2 separate regions of the Homo sapiens genome follow, and region 2 is linked to region 1. The links are chromatin loops, found by intact Hi-C in ENCODE. Cell type or tissue: Caco-2. All regions are shown on one strand.

Region 1 (2,500 bases):
GATGGGGAGGGAGGGGGCGGGTCTTGCTCGAATGTTCTCACTCACTATCTTGTCTCTCATACACATATCCATCTGCAGACCATGGTCCCTAAACCTGCAGTTTCTTCCTGCTGGTGCAGGTACACACACACACACACACACACACACACACACACACACACACTCCATACCATTTCCATTCAACTCAATCTGCTTAGTTCGGGTTTGATCCATTTTTCTCCTCTCCATAGTTCTACCACCCTTCACTGCTAGTGTACAGCTCACAGCATCTCTCCTACCACCCTGGGAAAAGTCACATTCTAGGCTGGATTCTACTGAAGTAGAGGCCTGGTGGTTTAACAGCCGAAGACACACGCCTAGGGATGAGCACCCTCTTTGTGACACTTCATCCTGATGCCAAGATTTTTTGGAGAACATCTGCACTTTCTTATATATATATATAATATTAAAAAAAGCAACTGGGTATATATCACTAACAGCTTTGTAGGAAGCACTTTTAATGTTTTCTCTCTCACACACAAAGATTCAAAAGAAATGTGCATATATTTATTCTGTAATTTCAGTGATTATAAATTGTAAAGGTAATGTTTAATCATTGTATAGTGATTATGCCTCTGGTATAGCTTTCCTAATAAAAAGTTTTTGAAAAACATAATACATTATATATAGAGGATACAAAGCTTGAACCTTAAACTCCAGCTATGCCATGCCTTTCGTGCTTCCATTTTAGAAATGATTTCTTTTACTTGTTACACAGAAAGTAATTTATTAACGGGTTTGATGCACTGTGATGTTGATAAATCTTATATCCCACCATCTCTAGTCCAAACCAGGATACAATTGAGACTTAAAATGTGACTTACGGTTTACTTTTTTTTCCTTGAATTATGAATTTCAGTCTTAGTAACCAGTGATGCACTGTTTCCCAGGCAAGATGCAAGGGGGAGAAAATAAAGTAACTAGATCGCTAAGAAGTACAGGATTAATTAGGAGAAGATAATCTAGGATCCATACATCTTAAGATAATAAATGAGATAAAGAAATTGGAAAGTAAAATTGCTATTGTTTTTAAAATATGTAGTCCAATTACATGCACACCCTCACACACCCACACGCTTCCACACACACCCACACAACCCAATAAATATCAAAGGCCGTGGAGCCAATTTAGATGGCCAGAATCCTGTGAAAGCTGTCACTTATATTTGGTTACCATTTTCCAACCACTTACAGCAACTGGCCCCAATAACGCTTGAACTAAGTCAGAGGATGCTGAATGAGTTTTTCGTCATATGACATTAAAATTATGTTGAAAAATTAACCTGACAACAAACCAAGTTTAGATCCATTTATATGTGAGCGAAACCAAAGAATATTGGATTTTTATGGTGCCGGTATCAAATTGGTGGAGGAAACTTAAGAAAACAGACCTATGAGGCAGGCACTTATCTAAGTAGGCCATTAGAGGGCAGCAGAGTTCCAGAGATCCACAGACCCAGGACCCGCAGAACTGTGCAGCGAGGTCAGTGCTCTCTGCTAGGGTTTCCTCAAAGTGCCCATAGCAGGAATTATCATTAGGTGTTGAATGTAATTCATCACAAGTCACTGAAGCCTTACATCACAATTTTTTCCACAAAAAGAGAATGAGTCTAGCAGCTTCTGAAGGTGTGTGACTACAATAGCACGAAGGCATTGTAGTAACAAAATGAAAAGCCCCATGAATGTCTACAAGAATATATTTATATTCCTCTTAATTAATTATATAGAAATATCAGCATAGGTATGCATAAAAATAAAAAAGACAAGTATATACATATAAAATTGCAGTTTTGGGGCTCTTGACATGTATCTATAACTTTTATGCTCAATTATTTGAATATAATTTGGAATTATTTTAAAAGGAAAAAGCCCATGAACATCATTCACTTTATCTGTCTGTGTAATATTGAAATGAAGCTCTTATGCAGAAGAGTCAGGCCAATTATTAGATAAGTGTCATTCTTCTTTTTTGTTTTATCTTCTTCTTTTCTTTCTTGTTTTCTTTTTTTACTTTCCCACAAATCACCTTTCTTCTGGTTATCCCACCTCCTTTATTCTTTCTAATCATCTGTCTCTTTTTTTTAAGGTACATAAAACCAATATTACACTTTAAGTGTTTTAAAACCCAAATTACAGAGTCTCTCTGAACTAGCAATTTATCATACTTCCATTCCTCCTAATCAAATGGTTTGGGGAATAATAGAAAGCATATGCATAGTAAAAACTTAAAAGTGCAAAGCTAGATGCTTCAGATAGTAGTCCTCATTTCCTTAATGACCACGCACATATTCATAACACAGCATTTTATACAAATCAGGCTAAAGTACAATCTCAAAAGACCCTGGTGCTTTCAACGTTTGAAAAATGAGTGCCCATAAACAATATCAAATCACAATATAACTTGATAATTATAATGTTTATATTTCACTTATTAAATACAGAAAGACTGTTTGGTCTTAAA
Region 2 (2,500 bases), 730 kb after region 1:
GGTATAGCTAACAGCCTCTACCACATCGGAGTCTGTTCCCAGCTGGAGGAGATGAAAGAATGGCTGCTTTCTTGTTGCCTTCACCTGGTAGTAATCATGCTAGACAGACTCTTTTCTCTAGAGCTTTCTTTCCACATCACAAGATCTCTAAGCATGACTAACTTAAGTGCACTCTAACTTCTGAATTGCAGCCCAGTTGCCCTCCTCCCAGAATACCAAAGCAACCACCATAGTTATTGGTCACTGTCATTGCTTTTGCAATAAAATTTACTGATGACTTCATAATGATGTTAGGTTTTCAATTATGAATATTAACATTTCTTTAAACAGTCAGCTTTCACTTTGCCAACAAAACATACTACTACATTTTTGTAATCTAACATTGGCAGAAGAGGCAAAAAGGCAAGAGATTCCTCTACCTACTGAGCCAGTATTAAAGATAATCAAAGCACTTGTGAGGTTCTTCCTCCCCAGAAAAGAGATGTCAGTGCTGTCACCACTAACTAGCAGAGTGCATCATCCAGACATTACTGTCATCCACGCATCACTTGTAGCTCAAAAATTTCAAGTTAAGTTCCTATTCAAAAAGAGTTAAGGGTCTTGACTCTCTAGCTTTTCCCATTTGACAAATATTACAACTTATATAAGAAATCAGCATCTTGAGGATTCATCACCAAGTAGCACAAGATGGAGAAAAAAGAATGGAGTTAGCAAAAAAACCCAACTTCCTCCTTTCCTCTTGGCCATTTACCTAAATAATGCACTGCTGGAACTACCAGTTTAGCCAGATTAAATGTTTAGTTAAGCAGTCTCCTGGAGGATCAAAAGCATCACACTCTAGCACATCATAGCCATCATACAGAGAGGAATCCAATCTCTCTTTCCAGTGAGTTCCCCACCCTTGACTGTCCAACAGGCAGGGTCCCTGGCTTGGGACCACAGAGCAGCCACCCCACCAGTGATGAGCATACTCACTGGTAGTGACTCTGTGTTTCCCTAGGGAGGGACTCCCAGAGGCAACCAACAGCCCCTCTGCCACTGCCACAGCCATGGTTTTCCCCGTTGCCCCTGTTGTCCTCAGTCTGGGAAAGAAACAAAGAGCCCAAGGGCTTCACCCAAGCTTCCAGCATACCACAGTTACCACAGAAAGAGGAGCCCAGTATCTCATCCCTGTGTGCCTTTGATCCCCCACTCTCTAACAAACAGAGGCTGCTGTTCGGGCAAGCAGAGCAGCTGCCCCATCCCCTGGCTGAACATTCCCAGTAGCAGTGGCTCTGTGTTTCTCTGAGGTGCAGCTCCAAGAGGCAACTGAAAGCCCCTCTGCCACTGTTCCTGTAGTGGTACTGCCGTTTCTGCCCTCAGGCCGAGGAAGGAGCAAAGACTCTGAGTGCTTTAACCACACCTCCAACAAGCTGTAGTAACCCTAAAGAAAAGAAGCCAGTCTGTCTCCCCAAGCCCCACCCACCCCTGCTATTTGTTGCAAGGCAGGGCCCCACTTACTTGGTCTCACAGCACAGCTGCCCCATCCTAGGCCAATCATACTGATTGATAGCAGCTCTGCGTCTTTCTGAGGTGGAGCTCCAAGAGACAAGTGAAAAACCCTCTGTCACAACCACTGCTAACTTTCCTTCCTCTGATTCCTCCAAGATGGGAAGGGATATAAAGCTTGAGATTGTCCCAGAGCTGTGGTGTGCAGCTTGGGAGTGCCAAGCCAAGATTTTCAGCCAGCAATCAAGAGGGAGAGGAGCCCAAGATTTCAGAGCACTAAGAGGGAGCACAGAAACAACTGTGAAGAGCCACATGACTGAGCAACAGCCTACCTACTGGAAATTATGCTTAAGCACCACCTACTGGATCACGGCCCAAAACATCAACACCAAAATACTCTGCTAATATACCTCCCTGTGAAACCCAGGACAAAAATTTCACTGCAAATAAAGACTGAACAAAGCCTTGGCCCTCTGAAAACACACAGAAAAGAAATCTACTGACTGTAATCAATTTATACCCTAGTTAAAGGAACACCAGCCCACACTGATGAGAAAGAAAAAGCACAAGAACTCTTACAACTCAAAAAGGCATCGTGGCTTCTTTCCTCCAAATGAACACACTAATTTCCCACCAGGGGTTCTTTAGCAGGCTGAAATGGCCAAAATGACAAAGATCATCAAGATTCAGGAGAATGTCGAAACCCAATCCAAGGAAGCTAAGAATTATAATAAAATGAAACAGGAGCTGTTAAATAAAATAAACATTTTTTAAAAAAGAACAAACTGACCTGATAGAGCTGAAAAACACACTCCAAGAATTGCATAATGTGAGTATTAACAGCAGAACCGACCAAGCCAAGGAAAGAATCACAAAGCTCAAAGGCTGGCTCTCTAAAATAACCCAGTCAGACAAGATTGAAGAAAAAAAAATAAAAAGAATGAACAAAATCTCCAAGAGATAGGAGATTAGGCAAAGAGAACAAATCTACAACTCATTGGTTTATGTGAAG

What was found. Peaks named below come from ENCODE experiments on the same cell type or tissue, not always from the same donor. Only the 100,000 strongest peaks of a DNase experiment are listed, where the experiment ranks them.
Region 2: it touches region 1 in a loop (28-fold over the local background); 2 of 110 quality-filtered maps call a loop at or near these places.

Annotation. Positions count from the first base shown.
Region 1 is chr3:165,184,875-165,187,374 of GRCh38, reverse strand. It overlaps SLITRK3 (SLIT and NTRK like family member 3), which reads left to right. Exons shown (of 2, transcript NM_001318810.2): 2 at 1-655. Among named protein-coding and RNA genes, the nearest start is that of SLITRK3, 10 kb to the left of the region's middle. In Caco-2, a CTCF peak has its summit at 1,466 (motif pointing right); a DNase peak (open chromatin) is centred at 1,494.
Region 2 is chr3:164,450,536-164,453,035 of GRCh38, reverse strand. It overlaps LOC105374191 (a long non-coding RNA gene), which reads right to left and starts at 1,790. Exons shown (of 4, transcript XR_001740998.2): 1 at 1,501-1,790. In Caco-2, no CTCF peak of the experiment used is centred here; no DNase peak of the experiment used is centred here.